Regions from separate parts of the Homo sapiens genome. Here all the other regions are linked to region 1. A link is a contact called in ENCODE Hi-C or POLR2A ChIA-PET data. All regions are on one chromosome and are shown on one strand. The core of a region is the stretch at or near the end of the contact, and the rest is flanking DNA. Distances in the headings are between cores, read along the strand shown. Region 1 has its middle 50 kb from the start of MIR7706. Region 2 overlaps AKAP13 (A-kinase anchoring protein 13). Region 3 overlaps AKAP13 (A-kinase anchoring protein 13). Region 4 overlaps AKAP13 (A-kinase anchoring protein 13).

Evidence for each region. Hi-C counts contacts between places; a loop is a spot of excess contacts on that map. ChIA-PET counts read pairs that join two places held with the same protein, here RNA polymerase II (POLR2A). Pooled maps may share reads with other maps.
Region 2: a map of CD4-positive, alpha-beta T cell shows a loop between it and region 1 (5-fold over the local background). The contact joins two enhancer-like sites. A Hi-C loop is called at or near these places in 1 of 168 maps with a recorded cell type or tissue (CD4-positive, alpha-beta T cell) and 8 of 50 pooled maps. POLR2A ChIA-PET finds 5 or more read pairs at or near these places in 3 of 52 experiments (A673, WTC11 and endothelial cell of umbilical vein).
Region 3: a map of prostate gland shows a loop between it and region 1 (3-fold over the local background). The contact joins two enhancer-like sites. A Hi-C loop is called at or near these places in 5 of 168 maps with a recorded cell type or tissue (ascending aorta, cardiac septum, esophagus muscularis mucosa and 2 more) and 6 of 50 pooled maps. POLR2A ChIA-PET finds 5 or more read pairs at or near these places in 3 of 52 experiments (WTC11 and activated T-cell).
Region 4: a loop to region 1 is called in a pooled map, with 3 times the contacts of the local background. The contact joins two enhancer-like sites. A Hi-C loop is called at or near these places in 6 of 50 pooled maps. POLR2A ChIA-PET finds 5 or more read pairs at or near these places in 6 of 52 experiments (OCI-LY7, T-cell, activated CD4-positive, alpha-beta T cell and 3 more).

Annotation. Positions count from the first base shown.
Region 1 is chr15:85,327,757-85,334,087 of GRCh38, reverse strand. No RefSeq gene overlaps it. Among named protein-coding and RNA genes, the nearest start is that of MIR7706, 50 kb to the left of the region's middle. RefSeq lists enhancers at 2,389-2,698, 2,789-2,868, 3,551-3,720, 3,922-4,251, 4,312-4,501. Within about 2 kb of position 2,892, at least 32 of the 41 ENCODE cell types and tissues checked have a DNase peak (open chromatin) inside an H3K27ac peak, as active enhancers do; they include CD4-positive, alpha-beta T cell, where a contact is called at or near this core.
Region 2 is chr15:85,662,697-85,669,671 of GRCh38, reverse strand. AKAP13 (A-kinase anchoring protein 13) reads right to left here. Exons shown (of 37, transcript NM_007200.5): 13 at 4,917-5,109. Among named protein-coding and RNA genes, the nearest start is that of LINC02883, 93 kb to the left of the region's middle. RefSeq lists an enhancer at 1,415-1,584. Within about 2 kb of position 1,496, at least 22 of the 41 ENCODE cell types and tissues checked have a DNase peak (open chromatin) inside an H3K27ac peak, as active enhancers do; they include CD4-positive, alpha-beta T cell, where a contact is called at or near this core.
Region 3 is chr15:85,729,044-85,735,701 of GRCh38, reverse strand. AKAP13 (A-kinase anchoring protein 13) reads right to left here. Exons shown (of 37, transcript NM_007200.5): 30 at 4,995-5,189; 31 at 552-710; 32 at 72-142. Among named protein-coding and RNA genes, the nearest start is that of LINC02883, 26 kb to the left of the region's middle. Within about 2 kb of position 5,286, at least 3 of the 41 ENCODE cell types and tissues checked have a DNase peak (open chromatin) inside an H3K27ac peak, as active enhancers do.
Region 4 is chr15:85,641,945-85,648,474 of GRCh38, reverse strand. It overlaps AKAP13 (A-kinase anchoring protein 13), which reads right to left. Exons shown (of 37, transcript NM_007200.5): 10 at 2,521-2,657. Among named protein-coding and RNA genes, the nearest start is that of LINC02883, 110 kb to the left of the region's middle. Within about 2 kb of position 1,839, at least 4 of the 41 ENCODE cell types and tissues checked have a DNase peak (open chromatin) inside an H3K27ac peak, as active enhancers do.

The sequences.
Region 1 (6,331 bases), core at 1,643-4,142:
AGCCTGGGCAATAGAGCAAGATTCTGACTCAAAAAATATAGATAGATAGATAGATAGATAGATAGATAGATAGATAGATAGATAGATAATGACAAAATGACCACAGATGACAAGGATGAAAGTTTGGGTGATGGATTTTCTCTTTCCCAGAGATAGACTTTCTTGGACCTGCCTAATGTTGTCACTATTCATTTAATGTCCCTTTAGGTCAACAGCCAGAAACGGAGACAAATGCTGGCTTCCGTAGCAGCAGGCTGCCTCTAGCAGGTCTTTTTCCAGTTCTAAGCTGGGATCCAAGCCTGTTGTGGGCTACAGTATGCAGGATTTGCACTTCCCTGGCACATGGATGAGACACTGTGATCCCATTGGTAGCTGAAATTCCATGTTTATGCAGAAGAACATCTGTAGATTTTGTCTCTGGTACAGCCCAGTTACAGTCAGACTCGGTATTTAAAGAATGAAGCAAAGCAACCACAGAAAGAGATAAAATGGCAAGAACTCTCCGTCTGGAGTCTTTGTAGTTGTTTCAAATATGAACAGACAGGAAAAGAAAATAGGAAGATAGAGGGTGGGAGTGGGAAGAGAGATATGAGCATTTATCTACCAAAGCTGGCATATGATCAGTCCTGTGTCAGCTTTGGGGTAGAGAGAACCTAGACGATTTAGATCCAGATAGATGTGGGCTCCTGGCTCTGGCATGTGCATGATGATGCTGGTACAAGGTTATTCACTGCAACATTGTTTATAGTAGCAAAAGACGGGAAACAACCCTATGTCCACCAACAGAAGACTGCTCCATTAAATTACGGTATGTCCATGCAATGGAATATTGTGCAGCTGCAAAATGAAAAGAATGAGGAAGCTCTTTATGTGCTGGTAATGAAAAGATCTCAAGATATTTTGTTGATCTCAAGCTCTTTATGTGCTGAAAGAAAAAAAAGCAAGGCATGGAACGGTATGCACGGTATGCCATGTTTTGTGTAAAAATGGAGAAAAATAAGACTTTGTACTCTATTAACTGGAATATGCATAAAGAAATGCTAAAAGTGGCCGGGCGCGGTGGCTCATGCCTGTAATCCCAGCACTTTGGGAGGCCGAGGCGGGCGGATCACGACGTCGGGAGATCGAGACCATCCTGGCTAACACGGTGAAACCCCGTCTCTACTAAAAGTACAAAAAATTAGCCAGGCGTGGTGGCACGTGCCTGTAGTCCCAGCTACTTGGGAGGCTGAGGCAGAAGAATGGCGTGAACCCAGGAGGTGGAGCTTGCAGTGAGCTGAGATAGTGCCACTACTCTCCAGCCTGGGCGACAGAGAGAGACTCTGTCTCAAACAAACAAACAAAAAAGAAATCCTAAAAGTATACAAGGAACAAATGGTGGTTACCTGTGTTTGTGGCAAGGAGACAGATGGGGGAAACTGACAATCCGGGGGTCAGCAGACAGGAGACTTTGTATTGTATACCTTTCTACAGTTTTGATTTTTTTTTTTTTTTGAGCCAGAGTCATGCTCTGTCACCCAGGCTGGAATGCAGTGGCATGATCTTGGTTCACTGCAACCTCTACCTCCTGGGCTCAAAAGATTCTCCTACCTCAGCCTCCCCAGTAGCTGGGATTATAGGCACATGCCACCACGCCGGGCTGATTTTTGTATTTTTAATGGAGATGGGGTTTCACCATGTCGGTCACGCTGGTCTCAAACTCCTGACCTCAGGTGATCTGCCCACCTTGGCCTGCCAAAGTGCTGGGATTACAGGCATGAGCCCCCGCGCCTGGCCCCCTTTCTACGGTTTTGATTTTTGAATCATATGACTATATTACCTGATTACAAGCCAAATCAAACAAACAAGCATCATAGCTCTGTCATTGTTACCAGCTGACCCTGGCAAGTTACTTAACCTCTTCCAGTCCTACTTTCCACATTAGAGAAATGGGGATATTTATATTTGCCCCACCGGGCTGTGAGGTCACTGAACATCACTAACAATGGAACGTAGAAAGCACTAAACACAGAGCGGGGCGGGGTAGGGGGAATGGGTGCTCCCAAAGGGTGGGTCATACCCCTTCCCTATAGCAATGCCAGCATCTCTCAGGTGTTGTGTGTGATTGTCATGTGTTGGCTCACATTTCTCAAGAAGCACTTCAGGAGCCACTTTCTGCTGCTTGCCTTGTTGTGAATCTGTCCGAGTCCTCACCCCAGTTAAAAATGTCCAGTGACCTTAAGAGTTCAAGCACCTCTGAACACTCCTCTGGTAGGTGGGGCAAGCCTCTAGAAACTTCTGCTTCACTTTTCTGCTTGATTGATTTCTCCCCACTCAGCTCCCCCTGCAGAGTCAACTCCCACTCACCCTCCCGGGGAGCAGTCCCCGCCTCAGGTACCTCACTGTGACAGAAGCCGGCTCACTGAACACTGAACATTTGGACAGTATTTGGGTCCATTCTGTCTCCATCTCGCTCGATTGCCCTCTCTCTGAATCGGTTCTCTGGGCTTCAGAATCCTAGTGAAGTCAGAGGACAGTTGCCTCTCATCAGAGAACCAAAACCTTCTGCCCCCAGGCAGTGTCCCTTAGGAGGCCACTTGGCACATCCAGCTCTCCCTTGGTAACTTAGAGGCCCCGGGGTGCTCTAACTTCCAGGCTGGCATGTGATCTCCTGCAGGCCTGTGTAGAGAGCCCTCAGCGGGGCGGGAGGATGTGAGGAAAGAACAGAGTGTTCCAGGCAGAACAAAGCCAGCTGCAAATTTGCTCAGGCCCTTTCGTTTCTTCCTTGAAGGGACCAAGTGCAGCCTCTAGCGGCTGCTTCCGGACATGGTCATGGGAGTCAGACCTGTGGGACTTGTGGGACTTGTTCACCTTAAACTGGGCCACAGCTCCGGAGCCTGAGGAGGCAGCAGGACTTGCTGACATGGTTCTTTGAAAACCTTCACCAGGCAGAGTTGTGGTCTGTTCCGCAGGCCAGTGCATGAGTCAGACTGAACCTGTACCCCACGCAGCTCAGGTCCAGGGTTCAGGACCAGGCTGATTTCTGCAGTGAGCTCAGCTTCCTAACCCACAAGGGCGTGCAGAACTCCCCCTTGCTCCTTCCTGTAGCTGCGCCCTCGGCCCTACCCTCCTCCCCAGCAGATCTGTTCCCCACCTCGATTGTCATGGGCTGTCTGCAGCGATGGCAGGGGTTTGCAGCTGTTAGTGGCTGCTTTCCTTGAAGTTCTTCTTTGCACAGATCCTGAGACTTGATATTTGTTGAATGAACAACATCAATCCAATTTGAGTAGGTTGAAAGCAGACCTGAAGTTGAACCGGACCCATTCGCCTTAACTTATTTTCTAGGTTATTTAAAAACGTATATCAACTCCTCTTACAAATTTTGGTATTGTGGAATGCTATGTTGGAAATACTAATCAAATAGATCTCTCTTCTTTCATGGAACACCAGTATAAATTCTCTGTTCCCTAATGAAAACAAACAAACCCCCCAAACAAAAGCACCAAACACTTGAGCTCTCATAGGGTACATGAAACTATTTCAGGGGTTAGGCACGGCATTTCCTCTAACTCAAGGTGAATCCCTTTAGGGCACTCAAAGGGCTGCAGCACAGCATTTACTTTTTTCCACATATTCCTTCAAATTTCTGTTTTCTGTATTACCAGCTACCATCCACAGAGAGTCATAAATCCCCTGGAGGAGTCGTATGTGATCCCACGTGATTAACTTTGCATCTGTTTTGCAGCTGTTCACTCTGCAGTTTTATTTTGCCTTTTGGAAACCTCAGAGCAGTGCTTCTCAAATGTTAACGTGCATACGATGAATCACGTGGGCATCTTGTTAAAATGCAGAGTTTTGAGTCGAGGGTCTGGGGAGGGCTGAGATTGTGCACTTCTAAGGAGATGCCAGGTGGTGCTAATTCTGCTGCACTGGACACCACACTTAGAGTGGCGAGGTCACTAAATAATAGGAGCAAAAGGATCGTGAGAACACCGACATCAGTGAGAAGGAGGCTGGCTGCAGAGACCATGGTAGGAGGAGTTTTCCTTGGTGATTCTGCTCTTCTCTCCGCGCCCTTTCACTTTCCCTTTCCTTGTAAATATCCTTTACTGTGGTCTTTCTTTGATTAAAGAGAAACTGTGTGAGCAGAGCCAAAGGCCACGTTCATCTATGGGTAGCATCTATGCTTCTTCAGGTCGTCTGGGCTGGAAGAAAACAAAAAAGTTCTGCAGCCAGAGATAACTGAAACCAGTGAGACTTCTGCAGCTCGTGTGTGCGCACCCAGAAACAGACCCAAAGCCAGCAGTTTCAGTTCCCTCAACTTAATTTTACTAATGTGATAGAGAGGCAGCAAACATCTGCAAGGAACCAGAAATCCTTCCTTTACGTGTGCTGTAATCTAAAACAGTTTCTCAACCGTGGTGCCGCTGACATCTTGGGCTGCCTAACAGTTTGCTGACCAGGAGGCCGAGTGTCCTGTGCACTGCAGGCTGTTTGGCAGCATCCCTGGACTCTACCCACAAGATGCCAGCAGCACTCCCAAGCTATGACAACCCAAAATACCTCCAGACATTGCCAGATGTCAACTTGAGGGGCAAAATTGCCCCCTGGTTGAGAATTACTGGTGTAGGATAGATAAGGTAGAATCTGTCAGTTCTACAGAATGTCTACCTTCCCCATAGGGAAAGAAAGTTTTTTCTTCATACTTGTGGTAATTTCCAAACGTTTCTGTAATAAACATGTTTTACTTTTATAGTTAGAAACAACTATTTGGAAAAAGAAAATAAAATGTTTTAAGAAGAGTTTCATCATTCTCATGCTAGAAAAAAATATATATATATATACGTATTTTGAGACAGAGTCTCCCTCTACCAGGCTGGAGTCCAGTGGCGCGATCTCGGCTCACTGCAAACTCTGCCTCCTGGGTTCAAGCAATTCTCCTCCCTCAGCCTCCTGAGTAGCTGGGATTATAGACACCTGCCACCGTGCCCACCTAATTTTTGTATTTTTAGTAGAGACGGGGTTTCACCATGTTGTCCAGGCTGGTCTGGAACTCCTGACCTCAGGTGATCCATCCGCCTCAGCCTCCCAAAGGGTTAGGATTACGGGCATGAGCCACCACACCTGGCCCTTAGTGAACTGTTTCTCAGTGAGACACCACCAAGTGAAATTTCCAGATAAGTGAAGCTAAGTCATGTGGGTTTATATTCTGTGCTTCTTCTAATTCTTTCCGGCTTCTAGAGAAAAAGATCTGAGATTGTTCATATGCAGCAGGAAAGAACATCGTCTACCATGGGTTTGGGTGTAGGGTGGAGGTGCCATTATGCTTGCTGTGGATTTGTCTTTTTAAAAACTGAATTGCTATCTTTCCTTGCACCCCAACATTTGGTTTGCTCTTAATAAGGCGGTAACTGTGGTCTAATGGAAAGCACGTTGGCCTCGGGGTCTGAAGATCTGAGCTGGAATCTCAGCTATGCCACTTACTATGACCTTGAATGAGTGGGTCATTGACTCTCCCCTCCTGAGCTTGGACTATGAGCTATTCATTCCCAGCTCATAAGGTGTGTGTGAGGATTAGAGGAGATGACAGATGAAAACATCTACTTAGTATCCAGCTTATGGGGAGTGCTCAATCATTTATGTGCATTTATACAACCCTTATTTATTTATCCATCCAATAAGTAGGTGACATAAATCTGGGGGCAGGGAATATGATACTGTACTGAATACTTAGAAAATTTCCAAAGATGAAAATAGGGCCCTAAAGGGGTTTGTTCAGGAGAAAGGAAGCATCCTTTCCTTTAGGTCAAACATCCTCTCAAAGCGAAGGTATATTTAGAAGCCTTCAAACTGGCTTCCTGCACTAAGGGAAGAAATATTTGCATTTGTAGAGATGACTTATTAGGGAAGCTCTAATAAGTTCTCACAGTGTGGCTCCTTGATCAGCATCAGCATCACATGAGAACTTGTCAGGAATGAAATGACAAAGGCCAGCTCCTAAAACTCAATCGATTTGTAGGTAAAATACTCAGGCCCTCGCTCATAGGCTTGGTTCTTATCAGATGCTTTTAATCCATAGCAGAGAAAAAACAGCAAATAGGAAGTGAAGTGGAGCTATTAGAAGGTGGACCAATAAAGGCAGAGATAAGATGGCAATCGATGGAGAAAATTCAAATACTAAGTCCAGACTTAAGCTCTTTAAATGTAGGTAAACAGCAACATACTTCCTCAATAGCCTATGGTCATTACTTAATATTCTAAAGGGAGATATCTGTAGTGCTGGCCTAGAATCATCAAGAAAAACTTAAACCATGTTTTTGTGTTCTGTTTAAAATGGTAGGATGGTATGGAT
Region 2 (6,975 bases), core at 247-2,746, 340 kb before region 1:
TCTAGATAAGCATAAAACCTTATAATTAGACCCACATAGTAAAATAAGGCAGTGAAGAAGCGGGTGAGAGCACAGGCCTTGTGGTCAGACAGACTTAGGTTAAAGTCTGCTCCTGCTACTTAACAGCTGCTCAGTTTCAGAGAAGTTACTTAGCTTTTCTGAGGCTTAGTTTTCTCATCTGTAAAATGGGGATCATTAGAGTATCCATTCTTTACAGTGGTTCTGTATCCCTCATAGCATCTAACAATGTTTCAAACTTAGTAAGTACTTAATAAATATCTGCTGGATGCATAATCACTTAAAAATAATTTCACTGGAAATATCAAACTACATACAATACTTGTTCTTTGAAAATCTAAATATTTCTTCATACAGATATAGTAGAATATCAGTAATAGTATTCTGATTTTACTTTATTTATTATTATTTTTTTTTAGACAGAGTCTCACTCTGTCACCCAGCTGATGTGCAGAGGCATAATCTTGGTTTACTTACTGCAACCTCTGCCTCCAGGTTCCAACAATTCTCCTGCCTCAGACTCCTGAGTAGCTGGGATTACAGGTGCGCGCCACCACGCGCAGCTAAATTTTGTATTTTTAGTAGAGATGGGGTATCACCATGTTGGTCAGGCAGGTCTCGAACTCCTGACCTTGTGATCCGCCTGCCTCGGCCTCCCAAAGTGTTGGGATTACAGGCGTGAGTCACCGCACCCAGCCTATTTTTATTTTTGAGACAGAGTCTCACTGTGTCGCCCAGGCTGGAGTGCAGTGGCATGATCTCGGCTCATTGCAACCTCTGCCTCCCAGGTTCAAGCGATTCTCCCGCCTCAGCCTCCTGAGTAGCTGGGATTACAGGGGTGCACCACCACGCCCAGCTAATTTTTTGTATTTTTGGTAGAGACAGGGTTTCACCATGTTGGCCAGGCTGGTCTTAAATCCCTGGGCTCAAATGATCCACCCATCTCAGCCTCCCAAAGTGCTGGGATTATAGGTGTGAACCACCAGGCCTGGCCTCTGATTTTAAATAATTGGAAATTGAGATTCAAGTAAAGTGTCTTAAGATCACAAACAAAACAACAGTGTATCTGGAAAGAAGCCTAAATCTCTTCCCTATCCTCTTCTAAGATGATAGTGATTCTACATGAACGTAAAGGTAACTGAAATTTGATAATTTAACTCTCTCAGTAAATTCACAGCAGCTTTGAGACCATGTAATCCAACCACCTGCAGAAGTTCCTGGTACAACATCCCTGAAAGACAGTCATCTAGTGTCCACTAGCACACTTCTGGTGATAAGAGCCCATTCCAATTGTTAACTGACTTTATCATTAATCCTTTCCCTTCACAGAATGAAATCTGCCTCCTTATGACTCACATATTGAAAGGGAAGCAGTGAAAAATCCGTTACTAGCATGAACTTGACTCACTTAGGCCAGACTTCTGATTATTTAGAGCTTGTTTCATGTGTAACCATGGCAGCTGAGGCAAACAGTTGCTATGTTTCAAATACAACTGTGAGGTCTAAAAAATGACCTCAGTGAAAGGCAGAGACTTTTAACAGGAAGTTGGCTACAGGCAACTCGTCTAGATCAGAGTGAAACAAGCAGCTCAAATGCCTACTCTGAGGTTCCATACAAGATAAAAACTATGGGTAAGTAGAGATTCCAGGAAGGCTAAGCATAGCAAGGCACTAAAACAACAACTTTATCTAGAAAGACTGAATCAGAAAGTCCACTTCAGAAAGACAGTCCATTTTAGAAACACATCAGTAGTAGTAACGTCTTACTAAAATGCAGGGTTATCTGTCAAATTCCCGGAAATATCCATCTTAGAAAAGGTATCACATAAATAATATTAAGAAAATTAAATCATTCTTATTTCCTCCTTGAAAACTCACCTACTCCAAAAACCTGGAAAAAAGCAGAGAAATTAATAGCCAGGAACTCTTGAGTTTAATACTGTTCAGCTAATAGCCACTTACACGGCCTTAGGCAAGTCATTTAAATGAGCTGGAGCTAAATCTGAAGGGATATGTCAGTCTTGGCCTATGATTCTGTTTACAAATCCACAATTTTGGTATTTTACCTCATCTTGTAAATGATTTCCAAAGGATTCTATAAATTTGAAATGCAATTTATTTTAAAGATTTTTTCACTGTTTATTTACCCTTAGCAAAGCTGTGCTCAGTAGCCATCCAAGAATTGTTCCTATTTTTTTCTTCCTTTCTCTGTTACCATTAGGCTGAGTAAATCTAAATCACTTGCTTCAACAAGCATATTCTTCATATTCTTATTTTTTCTAACTCCTTCTGAAGTATCAGAACAAGTAGAAAAATTTTTAAAAGGGGCAAAATTCACTCTTCAACTGATTTTCATTATGCCTAAATCTCTTTATTTGTCTGGTCTCACACAAGCATAAGTGTTACAATAATTACTAAGATAATCCTTCAGTGTCAAGTTTATATTTGGTCATGTTAGTGCTTCATAGTAGGATGCAATAAAAATTTAAACTTCTACACAAAGTCCTACTCAGCAAATCAAGGAAGAGGTTGTCAATGTTTTTGTTTAATTAGAAATGTATCATTAGATTCTTGCCTCAAACTCCAGTCATCTATTCAAAAACAGTTTTTTTTTAAATTGTAAGTGTTTCATTTGGAGGAAATAAGATGCATCCCAGAATGCTTTCGTAAATTAATCAGTCTTCTGACCCAAGAGGAAGAGAAAAGACTTGCAGTGAGGTACAATGATATAAAAGCAAATAATTTGAATTCTCAACTCAAAAGCTCCCCAAGGGATTGTCAAAAGTGGTAAGTGATAATGAGGACATCCAGAAGATGAGAACTAAGAAGTCACTTTGATTTGGCTGACATGGAAATCCATGACCTTCAAGACAGGAGTTTCAAGAGACTGGTAGCAGCAGAAATTAAGAGATGATTAGATGGTGATAAAGAGAAGGCAAAGGCCAGGCACAGTGGCTCACACCTGTAATGCCAGCACTTTGGGAGACTGAGGCAGAAGGATCACTTGAACTGGGGAAGTTGAAGCTGCAGTGACCTGTGATGGCACCACTGCACTCCAGTATGGGCGACAGAGTGAGACCCTGTCTCTAAATAAGTAAATAAATAAATAAAATTTTAAAAAGAGAAGGCAGGGAGCATAGATGCTCTCTTAAGAATTCTGGTAGGCATCAGAGTGAACAGGCGACCTACAGAAGGCAGAAAATTTTTGCAATCTACCCCTCTGACAAAGGGCTAATATCCAGAATCTACAAAGAACTTAAAAAAATTTACAAGAAAAAAAAAACTCCATCAAAAAGTGGGTAAAGGATATGAACAGACACTTCTCAAAAGAAGACATTTATGCAGCCAACAGACACATGAAAAAATGCTCATCATCACTGGCCATCAGAGAAATGCAAATCAAAACCACAATGAGATACCATCTCACACCAGTTAGAATGGTGATCATTAAAAAGTCAGCAAACAACAGATGCTGGAGAGGATATGGAGAGATAGGAACGCTTTTACACTGTTGGCGGGACTGTGAACTAGTTCAACCATTGTGGAAGACAGTGTGGCGATTCCTCAAGGATCTAGAACTAGAAATACCATTTGACCCAACGATCCCATTACTGGGTATATACCCAAAGGATTATAAATCAAGCTACTATAAAGACACATGCACATGTATGTTTATTATGGCATTGTTAACAATAGCAAAGACTTGGAACCAACCCAAATGTCCATGATAGACTGGATTAAGAAAATGTGGCACATATACACCATGGAATACTATGTAGCCATAAAAAAGGATGAGTTCATGTCCTTTGCAGGGAGATGGATGAAGCTGGAAACCATCATTCTGAGTAAACTATCGCTAAGGACAGAAAACCAAACACCGCATGTTCTCACTCATAGGTGGGAACTGAACAATGAGAACACTTGGACACGGGGCGGGGAACATCACACACCGGGGCCTGTTGTGTGGTAGGGGGCTGGGGGAGGGATAGCATTAGGAGAAATACCTAATGTAAATGACGAGTTAATGGGTGCAGCAAACCAACACGGCACATGTATACCTATGTAACAAACCTGCACGTTGTGCACATGTACCCTAGAACTTAAAGTGTAAAAATAATAATTTTTTAAAAAAAGAATTCTGGTAGGGATGGGAAGGAGAGAGAATCAACTGACATTTCCTGGAAGGTGTAGTAAGAAAGTTTTGTTTTTAATTTTTTTCCTACAAAGGAGAAACTTGGGATATGTTTTAGAGAATTGGGAAAATTAATAACGATATGTAGCGTATTTCAAGATTCAGTTTACTATTGAGAGGGTAAAAGATGGTCTCAGATAAGAAGGAAAAACTCAATTTAATATCCTGGATACTTTCCTAATTTTAAAAAGTGTGCCTTGATGGAATATTTAAATCTATGCAGATTAACGTAGTCTTTATTTTTTCTTTTTTCTTTTTGGAGACAGAGTCTTGCTCTGTCACCCAGGCTGGAGTGCAGTGGTGCAATCACAACTCAATGCAGCCTTAAACTCCTGGTCTCAAGTAATCCTCCTACCTCAGCCTCCCGAGTAGCTGGAACTACAAGCACAAACCACCATGTCCAGCTAATTTTTAAATTTTTTGTAGAGATGGGGGGTCTTGCTATGTTGCCCAGGCTGGTCTTGAACTCCTGGGCTCAATTGATCCTCCTGCCTCAACCTCCCAAAGCACTGGGATTATAGGCATGAGCCACCATGCCTGGCCCTTTTTAATTAGGTGCTAAACACTTGGTTTAGTGCTAGATTAAGTATATCATATAATGGGTAAGTAATCATAGCTACTAGCCTTATACTACCAGAAGCCTTGCCTTCTATGTTCATATTTTGTGAAATATATTTTTTCCAAATTAGACATATTTAAGACTTACCTGCTGATCAAACATCCTATGTTCTCTCTGGTCTGACTCCAGATCCTCTTCTGAAAGTGACACCAAAGAGTCAACCCGTTCCTCACCACTGAATGGGTGTCTGAGCTCTTCGGCATTTGCAGAGCTTACTTCTAGAGATGAGGATGGCTTGTTTCCGACACCAGCTCCTCCTGTCAAGCCTTCTAGACTGAAACTGAACATAGGGCACAAAAGTTAATTCATTCTATTTCTGGGTCTCAAAAACAAAGGAGGACACAAAATCCCTTTGGGTATATCTCCCTTGTTTGTGTATTATTTCTATGTCAGCTAGCAAAACTGTCTAAAAGGGCATGGCACAAAGAATACTACCTACCTTTCCCCCACAGATCTTGGAATACTGAGAAAGAATACTGCACTTAGATTTTCTTACCGCATTAAATTTATCCAAATGTTGAACCACCTAAGATCACTTCTCAGATTTTTTTCTACACACTATATGGACAGACCATAGTTATCTGATATTTTATATATGTGTTTTTTCCTTGATCTAATTAATCTTTGTGAATCTAACTCTACTAATGCCAAGTAATTAAATGTCACAGAGAAAATACGAGCTTAAGTAACTTTCAGAAGGCAAACTGGGTAACTTGCCCTTATGTCCATTAAGTGGACCTTTATAATTTTACATTCAAGTTGACCTTTATAATTTTACAGGTATGCTTTCACCCAAGAAAACCCAAGTGTTACTCATGAGTGTTACCATCTATGCACACCTGGCCAAACAACTGCTGACAGACTTCTCGAGAATTGTTAGTTGCAACAGGCACATATAACACCTTAATGAACAAATGCTGAAAAGCAACCTGGTCTAAGAGTAGAAAGAGTTGTAATTTTTTGCCTGGATATTGGTAAAGGGAACAAAGGCAGTCAGGATTTGGCATTTTAAAGAGGATTCCTCCAAGACAGATTCTGTGGTTTGCAGAATGAAAAGCATTTTCAGTAAGCAGAAGGCTACAGAGACAGGTTAGCGATTTAACCTCCTTGGGTTGCTAACTAGAGTAATTCACATCTGTTACAACTGCAGCGGAAACTTCTTTAAAATAACCAAGATCTCGAAACATAGCTGTAGCTGACCATGTTCTCCGCTAACAATGAGCTGGAATTCAATCTGAAGGTATACTGAAGCTACTTAGTTACCTCCACTCAAGGAAAACTGTACAGAAAATTGCTCCAATTAAGTTCATACCTACCAGTCCAGGACTTGTATTTGCTTTTTTAAATTATTTATTTATTTATTTTGGTTTTGTAAATAACTTAACGAACTGAAGCCATATAACTCTATTTTCTCTAGTAGGTAAACTAAACAATGGATATGTTTTTCTTCAATATAATAGAAATCATGACTAACTACAAGTAAATGACTCTGTAAACCTCATTTTCTTTCTTTTCCTATTTTTTTTTTTTTTTGAGACAGAGCCTCCCTCTGTTGCCCAGGCTGGAGTGCAGTGGCACGACCTTGGCTCACTGCTACCTCCATCTCCCGGATTCAAGTGGTTCTCCTGCCTTAGCCTCCCAGGTAGCTGGGATTACAGGCACCTGCTACCGTGTCTGGCCAATTTTTGTATTTTTAGTAGAGATGGGGTTTCACCACGTTTTTCAGGCTGGTCTCCAATGCCTGACCTCAGGTGATCCGCCCACCGCAGCCTCCCAAAGTACTGGGATTACAGGTGTGAGCCACCATGCCTGGCCTGTAAAACTCACTTTCAATACCAGGGATAAGAGGAGGGGCTAAGTGAAGAAGAAATTACTTGAAAAGCCTAAGAAAACCAGATCTATGCTTACTGCAAAACTTAATTCTGAAAATGTTTTAGTAATTAAATCTGGCTGTTCAGTTGAGAGAAGAATATGAAACGATGAGGAGTCTCTGAATTTGGAATCTACACAGAATGGTGGATTTAGAAGCATAATAGAAATCAGTGCATCTTATTAGCTGCCTTGGTTCTTTGATTGTTTTCTTCGGGTTCCAAGAATTTTTAGGATCTGAAAATCAAGACAAACCAAAACAGAGAGAGATAAATCT
Region 3 (6,658 bases), core at 4,037-6,536, 400 kb before region 1:
AATAATTTCAAAGGTTATGAATTCAGAGGAAAGTGCCAAGGAGGTTCATGGTGTATTTTAAAGAGAAATACCTTTTTTAGGCCACTATCTGATTCCGTTCTCCTAAGATCTTGGCCATCATCTCCCTCTTCCTTCTCGCCTCCTAAACAAAAAATAGGGTTGTTTTTTTTTTTAAAGTTGTGAAACAGATTAGCCAAGGAAAGAATATCATATAGGCATCTTGGGGATGTAGTATGTCTGAAACCTACTGATGCCCCCAAAAAGGGGGAGCTGCTTGGTGGCAGCTAAGTGATTATTAATAATTTTACGGATGCAGAAGAAATGGAAGCAGGAACATGTATTATTACTCTTTTAGCTGAGATCTTAGGAAAATCTTTTTTGTTACTCAAAATGAATATGAGTCTGACTGACAAGCTCTTGAGTGTCTTGAAATCTCACTAAGAAATTTGCTGATTGGGAGCGGTGATGTAGCTACTAAAGTACAAGTCATTTTGAGTTGTGTGAGATAGTCAAGGATTGCCTATAAAAGCTCATGACTTCACATCATTTACCTTTTGAAGCATTCATCTGATGGCTGTCAAATCCTCCAAAGGTCTCTGCTCTCCGGGGCAGGGAAACGGGACCGACCACATCTTGCTCAATGGGGCTGCTGACAGTCGGCCCAAGTGTGCCTCCCAGATTTCCACTCACCAAACCCTGAAGGATCTCCACTGGAATAAAGGAAACATGCAAAGCTGACATCTTATCTTTCAATGAGGGGAAAACAAGTTCATAGTATATATGATACGTACAAAGAGCACGACTTGAAAGTTCCAAAGAGTGACTGGGTGAGTTCCTTTGCTCAGAGAAGGGTCTCAGCTCAGGGTATGTGTTTTAGTTGGATTCTACTAGAAATTTAGAGATGAGACCTTCCACTTTATATGCAAGAGGCCTAGGAAATTTGAAAGTGTACAGGGAAGGCAGAGTAATTTACTAGAAGTGACATGGCTTCTGGAATCATATCCAAAGCAGACAGAAGATATTCCCTGGAAAGTAAGATGGATTGATTTGAGAACAGCAAGTAAAACAGTCAGGATTTCTGGCTTTGCCAATATGGAGTGAGTTCAAGGGGCTAGAGTAGTCTAAGAATTTGCATCTCAACTCTGGCCCACTAGGGTTCTTTTCTAGGGTATGGCTCACAGAAAGAAGAAAGTGGAGAAAATGGAATAAAAGTTAAACAGGAGAAAAATAAAAAGATAAAGAAAAAGAAGGGCCAGGTGGAATAAGGGAGGGAACCAATAGCAGGAAATCTGATAAGACAAGCCATATTAAAAAAGAAAAACTACACAAAAATGATAGACGAGTCCTATGGTGTGAGAAAAGCTATCTGAACCTGTAAACTTAAGACACTAATTTCACATAAAAATGAGCAATAGAAAATATTGAAGTCAAATCCCATATAAAGTTAAGAACAGGGAGTGATGGTGGGGAGAACACAGGGTCTAACTTCTCTACAGATAATAAAAGCACATCGGAAAGACATGTCCATAAAATAGGTGACCAAAACACATTAAGAAAATGACAAAAGACAGCTGGGTGCAGTGGCTCATGCCTGTAATCCCAGCACTTCGGGAGGCCGAGGCGGGCAGATCACCTGAGGTCAGGAGTTCAAGACCAATATGGAGAAACCCCGTCTTTACTAAAAATACAAAAAATTAGCCGGGCATGGTGGTGCATGCCCATAAACCCAGCTACTCAGGAGGCTGAGGCTGAGCCAAGATCGCACCATTGCACTGCAGCCTGGGCAACAGGAGCAAAACTCTGTCTCAAAAAAAAAAAAAAAAAAAAAGAAAAGAAAGAAAAGAAAATGACAAAAGACATGAAAGAACTAACTTAGGTCAGAATTAGAAAACACAGAAATGAAATAGCAAAGCTACAAACAAAAGAAAAACAATCATTATAGAAATCAAAACTAAACTAGAATATAAGAGCAAATTAACCCAGCAGAAAATGGCTTAATAAAAAAGAAGGTGAAAGGAAGACCATTTAAACATTAAAAAGATGAAGAGATCAAAAGTATTAAAAGAAAGTGACCAACACTGAAGATAGACAAAGAAGGTCCAACATAAGGATAAATGGAGACCTTGAAGAAGACCAAAGCAAAGGGAACAGGGAAAATAGTACAAATTATAATTCAAAAATAACTTCCTGAAATCTGAAAAATTTGAAACCACATATGAAAACAGAACACTGTGAACCTGACAGCATCAACCTAGGGTAACAAATACCAAGGAATATTCTTGTAAAACTACTTGTACTTAGAAAAAAATCCTTTGGGCATCTAGGCAAAGAGCATGTTACTTACATGGGGAAAATCAAATTATTATCAGTCTCTGATGGCAATACTTTATGCCAGAAAAAAAAATAAAACAACATACTTGAGAGTAATTAATACCTTGGGGAAGAAAATATGAACAAGCCAATAATTTTATATTCAGCAAAATAGGCTTTCAAGTATAAAGGGCATAAATTATTACCAGCATGAAAGAGCTCATGGACTATTACTCTCATGAACCTTTCCTGAGGCACATGCTAGAGAATCAGCTTCACATATCCACATGACTAGAGGGTGACTGACCTAAGAACTTCTGGTAAGCATGAAGTATGTTCACTTACAGAACAAAGACTATGGTCAAGGCTTACAAGGAGAGCATATGGCATGTAACAGTTATAAACTGACAGCGTAGACACAGCACAACTATTTTTTCAAAAACGGGAGAATGCGGACAGCAAGTAAAAGTCATATGTAGTGGTAGCAGCATTACTATTAGAATATATTATTATCAAAATAGTGTTAGTAATACTATTAGTATTACTAACAGTATTAGCAATAGTAATTAGTAAATTAGTATTAGTTAATAGTAATAGTAATACTATTAGTATTACTAACAGTATTAGCAATAGTAATTAGTAATACTATTAGTATTACTAACAGTTATGAGTAATAGGTTGGATAAAGCCAGAAAGTAAATATATAATATTCGAATTCTATGATGTATCCTTAAGAACAAGGATTTGCAATGTGAAAGAAAGGAAATAGAGATGTAATACTAAATAGGTTTAGTTAAAAAAACAAACACTGTAGTCCACAGTTTAAGAATATCAATGTGAATTCGAAAGTGTAAATATAAATTTTCATATACACATTTTATGTTCAATAGGTATTTAAATTATATATGATGTAAAACATATAATGTTATATTATGTTATATAATATATATATAATGTTATATATATGTTTTTCCCCAAGCTCTGTCCACTGAAAAGGCCCAACCTAGTAACAATCAACCTAGCAGCAATGACCACTCCCAGTACCCAGACTGTGGTCTGAAAATATAATTTCCCACTTAAAGAATCCAGAACTCTTGGAGAAATGGCTGATACCAGGACTGGGGCAGAAAACAATTAAGATGAGCCTGGAACAACTTACTATACCAGTAGCTCTAAAAGACTACTATGGTCACGTCCACAGGACTAGAAGCCAAAGAAAGAGGTGTTCACAAAAGGAACATTCTGAGCTTTTAATAAGGTTAGGAATTGCAATGACTTGAAATCCATCAAACGTTTTTTTTTTTTTTTTTTGAGATAGTCTCGCTCTGTTGCCCAATCTGGAGGGCAGTGATACGATCTCAGCTCACTACAACCTCTGCTTCCTGGGTTCAAGCGATTCTCCTGCCTCAGCCTCCTGAGGAGCTGGGACTACAGCCGCATGTCACCACACCTGGCTAATTTTTGTATTTTTAGTAGGGATAGGGTTGCACCATGTGGGCCACGCTGGTCTTGAACTCCTGACCCTCAGGTGATCCACTTGCCTCGGCCTCCCAAAATGCTGGGATTATAGAAATGAGCCACCGTGCCTGGCCCCATCAAACATGTTTCAATTCATGAGTCCATAATAAAAACTATGGGTCACTTTCAGAAGATGTTCATGGTCTTAAAAACTGGTAAATAAATGGAGGGGAAAAATAATCAAGAATTTATCCTTTTATCTTTTCTTATATGTCACAAAAAAAGAGACAACTAGATATTTATGCCTCCTCAATGAAAGAACACAACACTATAAGGGCACAATTTACCAAAGAGATCAAGTCTGAGTAATTAATTACGCCTCTGAATCCAGCTGCAAATCTGAAGGAAACAGACAACAGGACTGTATGAATAAAATCCAAACTGTGGGAAACTCTCTAAGTCAAAAAGCTCAGATTGTTCAAAGATAAATTATATGGAAAAAAAAAGATGGTGGGGGGAACTGTAAATTAAGAATTTTAAGATGCATATCAAAAAACATAAGCAAATTAAACTATAATGTCTAGGAGTAGGCACTTAAGCCATAAAGATATATAAGTAAGTGATTAATGGCCGGGTGCAGTGGCTCACGCCTATAATATCAGCCCTTTGAGAGGCCAAGGTGGGTGGATAACTTGAGGTCAGGAGTTTGAGACCAGCTTGGCCAACATGGTGAAACCCTGTATCTGTGAAAAATACAAAAATTAGCTGGGTGTGGTGGTGCACATCTGTAGTCCCAAGCTACTTGGGTGGCTGAGACAAGAGAATCACTTGAACCCAGGAGGGGGAGGTTGCAGTGAGCCGAGGTTGCACCACTGCACTCCAGCCTGGGAAACAGAGCAGCAAGATCCTGCCAAAAAAAAAAAAAAAAAAAAAAAAGCATAAGTGACTAATTAAAAAACAGTCAGAATAACTGCTCCTTTTGGAGGGAGGGAGGTGTGATGGGGACAGAGCATGTGGAGGAAGGGGCTTCAGGGCCCCTTTAAGTTCTTGATGTGAGTAGTGGTTAAAAGGATATTCACCTGATAATTTACTATAGTGAAATATTTGTTTTGGGTAATTTTCTGCATTTGTGCTTTAAAGTAAAAAAGTAAAAACTGGCAGGTAATATTAGTGTGTAAACCACTCTGGGAGTAGATGAAGAGGGGGCAATGCTGAATGTTAATTACCCTCATTTATTGCACTTTTCATTAAAGGTCCTCCTTTGAGAGCCTCTTCTGTGTTGGAGCGGAAGAGAACTCTAGGGCTATGTGTTGGGGAGCAATCCTCTGGGAGAGGGGTGCTGCACTCAGCCATGTCCCGGAAAATCATCTCCTTCTCTTCCAACAAGAGTAGGATTTTTTGGTCCTTCTGGTGAAGTTGTTCTGCAGGAAGGAGAAAATGATCTGTGATTTGATTGGTGTTTAGTAATTACGAGAATGACTAAGACACGAGCACCACCTTGTGGTAATTTATGGAAAGTGACAAGACAGGACACCCTCCCCACCCACACTGCCTTTTCTTTTTCATCAAGACAGCAATATTGTTTCTGTTCTGTGATTTCTATCTGGAAAACCATTCTGGATCTTTCTGGCAAACCATGGAAATTGTGACATAACAAGTCTGCACTTTGCTTCCACTCCCGTGTCCCCTGTTTACTTCTCAGCCCACTACTCTCTAGCTTCTGTCCACTCTGCAACTGCTTTCCCAGCTCAACTTCATGACTGAATCCAATGAGGTCTTTTAGGTTGTTTTTTCCAGCATTGATGATTACTTCTTCCTTTAAAACATGTTTCCTTCTTTAGCTTTTAGGACACCAGTTCTCTTCCTACCATTCTTTCTCAGGACACTTTACAGATCTGCCATCTGCAATGGAATCTCTTATCTGGGCTCCTGTCTCAGCTCCATCCTGAGCTGTCTTCTTTTTTTTTTGTTTTTGTTTTTGTTTTTTGAGACGGAAAGTTTCGCTCCTATTGCCCAGACTGGAGTGCAATGGTGCACTCTTGGCTCACCGTAACCTCCACCTCCTGGGTTCAAGTGATTAAGCGATTCTCCTGCCTCAGCCTCCTAAGGAGCTGGGATTACAGGCATGTGCCACCACGCCTGGCTAATTTTGTATTTTTAGTAGAGATGGTGTTTCACCATGTTGGCCAGGCTGGTCTCGAACTCCAGACCTTGGGTGATCTGCCCGCCTTGGCCTCCCAAAGTGCTGGGATTACAGGTGTGAGCCACCGCACCTGGCCTGAGCTGTCTTCTTTACCTTACCCACTTTCCTCTTGAGGATCTCATTCATCCCCATGGCTTCAATGACCTTCTATATGCTGATAATTCATTAAACCATCAAAAACCCTCCCCTTTCTTAGCAGCAGACCATGGCGCCCACGTGGCCACCTCTACTGAGATGCCTTGTTCTCAGCACGTGAGAAACCAATCTTTTCTCCAGCCCACTACCTCCTCCCTTTAGTGTGGAATCTCTTTCTCAGTCAACAACTCTTCATCTTCCAGGTCACCTGATTTGGAAACCTGTGAGAGACTCTGTCTCCTTACTCTGTCCTACCACCAACCGACCAGACTCTTTTTTTTTGAGACAGAGTCTTGTTCAGCCACCCAGGCTGAAGTGAAGTGCAGTGGTGCTACCTCGGCTCACTGAAACCTCTACCTCCCTCTGCCTCCCGGGTTCAAGCGATTCTCCTGCCTCAGCCTCCTAAGTAGCTGGGATTACAGGCACGTGCCACCACGCCCAGCTAATTTTTGTATTTTTAGTAGAGATGGGGTTTCACCATGTTGGTCAGGCTGGTCTCGAACTCCTGACCTTGTGATCCGCCCGCCGTGGCCTCCCAAAGTGCTGGGATTA
Region 4 (6,530 bases), core at 590-3,089, 320 kb before region 1:
TGGTTCTGGGAAAATAAGACGGCGAAATATAGAAAATTCTAATTCTCCTTAGCTAAGAAAACCATTCAATTAAGTGACCAGAAGTAACTCTGAGTCTGCAGAGATGGTAACATCCAGGCACAAGCTGTCATGCACCTAGGAGGTTGCAAGGAAGTATTTCTTAACAAAGACACTTCCATTTTTAAAAAACTTTTTACGTTAAAATTTTCAAACATATATAAATGTTTAACAAATCTCTGTATATCCATGACCTAGTTTCAATGATTATCAATGATCCCATTTTAAAGCTGGAACTTAGAGATACTATCTAATCTGTTTATCTCAGTATGTTTTTAGCGACACATATCTTCAGAATGGTATTCCCCTTGCGGGGAACAGAATTCCTTACAATTAAAACCTCGAAAGTCGCAGTGGAAATTACCTAAATTCTGATATTATTAAAAAAAAAATAAAATAACATAAAACTATTGATTTCTCTTTTCCTAAGTAAAGAGAAAGGCAGATCTTCTAAATGTGGAGTTTTTTTTGTTTTGTTTTTTGTTTTTTTGAGATGGAGTCTCGCTCTGTCGCCCAGGCTGGAGTGCAGTGGCACAATCTCGGCTCACTGCAAGCTCCGCCTCCCGGGTTCACGCCATTCTCCTGCCTCAGCCTCCCGAGTAGCTGGGACTACAGGTGCCCGCCACCACTATTTTTAGTAGAGATGGGGTTTCACCGTGTTAGCCAGGATGGTCTCGATCTCCTGACCTCATGATCAGCCCGCCTCAGCCTCCCAAAGTACTGGGATTACAGGCGTGAGCCATTGCGCCCGGTCCTAAATGTGGAGTTTTTACTTCATAGAATTTTTTGTCAAGTCACTATGAGTGACAATGATAGAAATCCTTAAGTTTGCATCATATTAAATAAGTCTTTCCAAAGACCTTGGGAAGACAATGAGTTCAAAAAAAAAAAAGTCAGGGAAGGCCAAAAATGAAAGGAAGGCACACAGGGTACATTCACAGAGGCACTGATATGCTCCTGATTCCCAAATCTTTAGGTCTCTTTTCTTGTAACTTCTATTTTATTTTATTTTTACTTTTGAGATGGAGTTTCACTCCTGTTGCCCAGGCTGCAGTGCAGTGGTGTGATCTCAGCTCACTTCAGCCTTCACCTCCTGGGTTCAAGCAATTCTCCTGCTTCAGCCTCCAGAGTAGCTGAGGTTACAGGCACGCGCCACCATGCCCAGCTAATTTTTTTGTATTTTTAGTAGAGACGGGTTTTCACCATTTCCAGGCTGGTCTCGAACTCCTGACCTCAAGTGATCTACCCGCCTTGGCCTCCCAAAGTGCTGGGATTACATGCATGAGCCACCACACCCGGCCTATTCTTGTAACTTCTACACAGCATCATTCACCATCTTGGACAACCTAATCACCCACTAACACAACTGCTCTCACCACTTCTCCGAGCTCATTATAAAACTAGAAGGAACCGTGTTGGTAGATGCAACAGTGTTTCCGCCTCTTCACCTCCTTACCATTAAGAAAACCACTTGTGGCATATAATTGAGTAGCATTTGCCATCTCTGCTGTGGGGAAAGCCCTCTATTCTTCTCAGGTGAGCAAAACAGAACTTGCTGCCACTAGAAACAAATATAAGCAAAAGAAAGCAAACTACCCCCATTCCCCACCTCCCTTAGGCAGCCTCCAATTATATGCAAATGTGAGCTGATTCATGTGGAAGGGCTCTATTGCAGAGATCTAGAAAGTTCCAATTAGGCAGGCTAGATGAGGATGAGTGATATGACCACACTCAGCAGGAAGCTTCAGGCCTAAACACATTAACCAGAAATGACTCTACAGCTGGTTTATAAATATGACATCATATAGTCTGAGCTGCGGTCCTTGCTGCCCACTGAGAAGTGTTCACTGTCATCTGACTTAATTAATTCTAAAGGAACTTCCATTTCTTCTGACTCCCAAGTGAGCTTCAAAATCTGTATTTAACTGGCCACAATTTCACATTAAATAACTTTGGCCAATGCTTTTTTCTTTCCCTTTTTTTTGTTTTTGGAGACAGAGTCTCGCTCTGCCACCCAGGCTAGAGTTTAGTGGCGCGAACTTGACTCACTGCAACCTCCACCTCCTGGGTTCAAGTGAGCACGTCCAGCTAATTTTTATATTTTTAGTAGAGATGGGGTTTCACCATGTTGGCCAGGCTGGTCTCGAACTCCTGACCTCAAGGGGTCCGCCCACCTCAGCCTCCCAAAGTGTTGGGATTACAGGCGTGAGCCACCATGCCCAGCCCAGTGCCTTTTTCTAAACCCTGGTAATCTGGCGCTTCCTTCTCCAAAGAACATTTACATGCCTCTCAGAGTGAGTGAGGCCCTACAAGGCTAGCTGGATCACAACTTACTAGCAGGAGTTACATATTTAGGGAAACAGGAGAGCACAAGAGGGGGAAAAAGTTGGAAAAGAGTTTGGGAAGCCCAAATAGGAACACAAAAGCCGTGTGACAAAAATGAAAGGAAGGTCCACACAGTACCTTTGGGAAGATGATGCTGTCCATGTCATCACTGGGTGAGTGAAAGAGGTCAGAATCACTCCCAGATTCTCTTTTAAGTACACCTTGTTTTGAGGTACACTCTCTGCCCAGTCCAACATCCAGGAAGTTCTCACATTCTGAAAAAGAGAATTTATTCACCAATATTGAAAAAAAAAAAACAAAAAAACCAAAAAACAAAAAGAACCACTTCCTTTTCACCCCAGCAACCAGTCTTTTAAATCTCTCTCTCACTCTTTTCTCTTCCTTCCCTCCTTATTTCTTTTTTTCAAAATTAAGAAGCTATAAAAGGACACAGTCAAATTAGTAGCTCTGCTACTCCAATTCTAGGTTGAAATAGCTCCTACAGGACAATCATGCATCTGCCACGTTTATATTAGGTACAGAAAGATAAAAGGATGATTTAGAAGCATATTCTACTTCTATTTAGATACCTGAATGGTAATGCTTTCCTCATGGTAGTGAGGGCATTTTTTTTCTTTTGTCTTCAAAATCCAAAGTCTTTTACTAGCAACTATGTGATGGGGTTTGTTTTAAACTTATAGGTTCTACTGAGTAATAACAGAAATATAATTTAACTTTTCTTACCATAAATAGCTCTTAAATTGGGGGCATAATATGCCAAAGTGGAAAAATTTATCATTTAGAATGTTTTCGGTTCAATAACTAGAACAGGGACCCTGGCAAGCTAGAGGGAGGGGTCTGTGACAGAAATACTACCTTTGTACATTGAGGAAGCCTAAAAACTTAGTAGCTTGAAATAAGCAAGGTATTCTCTCTTATTAACTTTGCTTTTCTGTTTTGTGTTGTTTATTTTGAGACAAGTTCTCGTTCTGTTGCTCAGGCTGTACTACGGTGACATGATCTCAGCTCACTTCAACCTCCACCTCCTGGGCTCAAGCAATCCTCACACCTTAGCCTCCCAAGTAGCTGAGAATGCAGGCACACGCCACCAAGTCCAGTTTATTTTTTGTAAAGATGGGGTTTTGGCATGTTGCCCAGGCTATTAACTTTGTAAACAAAAGTGACATGTGACTGGGTACCAACACGGTTAAAGAGATTTGTGGATGGTGAAACCAAGAACCCAAGTCCATTACTGAGTGGATATGAGCTTCCTTCAATAAGTTTTTGCAACTTCCGCCTCCTGGGTTCAAGCGATTCTCCTGCTTCAGCCTCTTGAGTAGCTGGGACTACAGGCACGTGCCACCATGCCTGGCTAATTTTTTTTTTTTTTTTTTTTTTTGTATTTTTAGTAGAGATGAGGTTTCACCGTGTTAGCCAGGATGATCTCCATCTCCTGACCATGTGATCCACCTGCCTCAGCCTCCCAAAGTGCTGGGATTACAGGTGTGAGCCACTGGGCCTGGCCCTAAGAAGTTTTAAGGATAAAAGTCATGGCCGGGCATGGTGGCTCAAGCCTGTAATCCCAGCACTTTGGGAGGCTGAGGCAGGCGGATCACCTGCGGCCAGAGTTCGAGAACAGCCTGGTCAACATGGTGAAACCCCGTCTCTACTAAAAATACAAAAAATTAGCCAGGCATGGTGGCAGGTGCCTGTAATCCCAGCTACTTGGGAGGCTGAGGCAGAAGAATCGCTTGAACCCGGGAAGCGGAGACTGCAGTGAGCCCAGTGAGCCAAGATCACGCCATTGCACTCCAGCCTAGGTGACAGAGAGCAACTTCATTTCCAAAAAAAAAAAAAAAGAAGATAAAAGTCATGCATCTCTGTTTTTGTAAGCAAGTTAATGTGTTATTTGGACAACCAGGTAGGCATGCTTTATCAAATTTGTAGGTGACACTAAATGATGAGGGACAGGGCAAGAAACCTGGCTATCTAGGAGTTAAAGAGAACTCTACTTGGAGGTTTTGGGGGAAGCAAATTCAAAAGGAACTGACAGTACAAGGTGATGACAAAACCAAAGAAACACTAATAGTTTTAGTCTCTATTAGTAAATAGTACACGGGCATCCAAAACGGGGACAGTCCTGTCGCTATGTGCCATCCAGACCACACCCTCGGGACTGTACTTGTTCCTAAATAACATCTCAAGTAGAACACTGATAAACAAAAATGTGTACGTAGTAATGGGGTCACGACAGTCAAACCGTCTGAGATACATACAGCTTGCCGAGGAGCTTGAAGAAAATGTGCCTAAAGACTGTCACAGATTCCCTCTGTACTGTTCCAGGGGCAAAGACCAGTGAGTGTGAGCTACAGAGCTTCACTAAAACGGGGCTTCTTAGCAATAGGTTGGGTGGCCTATAAAGTAATGACTATCACTTTACCAGAAGGGTTTTGGAACACAGAATGACTATGTCAAGATATTACAGAAAAGGTATCTGCACAGAGAGGGAAGTGAGGGTTGGACTACATAACTTCCAACGTCTCCTTTGATTATTAGATTTTATGCCTGGATGGTAATTATGTTGTCTCTGTGTGTTGAAAGTGGGAAGAAATAGTTCTTCTAATTAACAGTTAAGTAATTAGTGATAATCACTGAATTATTTGCGCTGGTAGCTTAGAGCAAGGGTCAAGGCTGCATTGCATTGCATTGGTATAGGTCATAAATCCCCTGCCAATAAAATTACTTTTTCTACTAGTTAAGCATCTGGCTAAATACTGGGGAGTAACCAAATAAAAAGAAATGTTTAGTGTTGGGGGGGAAGCAGTTTACTGTCTTGTAGCAGAAATGAACATATTAGAAGACAATTTCAACAAAGAATTACAAAAAAAAAAAATGCCATAGGAAGTGAGAGAGGGCTCATGGATGAATCTGAAAATCTTTCATTTAAAAAAAAAATCACCTTAGTCTGTTTCAGTCTTGGTTCAAACTATTTTGGAGTGTGTTAGTTCAATGGGAACAGCCCTGCCTTTAACAGACTGGAAACTATGGGTATTCTGGAGGTTTTTTTTTTTTCACGTTTCCTAGAGTATGTAGTAACCTAGGAGGAGTTGGTGGGTGTGATCTATTCCTTCTCCTTTCCCTGCTTGAAAAAATAAAAAAATGCCTTTCCATGGTTGAGGGAAAAATATGGGGGCTGGCCAAGAAAAGAAAGGGCTGTCACAGCAACTACGCTGAGCTGCTCGCTGTCCAGCTGGCCCTCTAACAGACCACGTCCAAATTCCAGACTGGAAAACAAACTAGCTCACGATATTCGAATGGAAAATTCATGGGGAAGATCCAGATTCAGCCCTGGGAGGAATACCTCACCCAGAAAATAAATTCAAGCCAGCACCACAAGGGATAACAAACCAAGTTTGGGACGAGAGTCTGCTCTGTGAGATAAAGCTGACTGTTGAGGAGGGAAAGAGGGAAAAGTACAGAAAGAAGGGCTAAGATGGAGAGAGAGGGACCGTAAACCATTATAACCCCCTAACGCCATGGGGCGGGGGGAGGTGGGGGGAATCCCTAAAGGCAGAGCTAATCCACACCCTGTGTCACATGAATTGGTAAGTTTTCAAAATTAATAAAATCTTTTCTTTCTTCCTATTTGTCCCCTTCCTACTGAATAAAGGGGAGCGGCATATCTAAGTGTAAACAAGAGTAAAGAGCTCTGGTTTTTTAGTTAGACTGATCAGGCTTAAATCTAGGTCTGACTACTTAATAGAAGAAAAATTCCAGGCAAGAAGTAATTTCACCCCTCTCAGTTGCCATTTCCATAACAGTGACAAGAGATGATTAGTACTTCCCTAAAGGAGTCATAGTGACAGGAATAATTTATACATACAGTAACCAGAACTCTGGTTTCCAGCACATAGCAGGTGTGTGATATATGTGTCTAATGAAGTTAAGGCTTCATTAACCTTTAATGTATGATTCAGTAAGTATCCAGATGACAGTACCTTAAAGGTGGACACAGGTAGGGCCAGTCCCATTTTATGACCCATATGTAAATCTGTCTGTAATTTTTGTGTACTGAGCTATTAGCTTTTCAGAAGCTAACATAATACAAACTTTTTAAAAGGTGTTATCTAGTCATTTAGGTTTAAAAC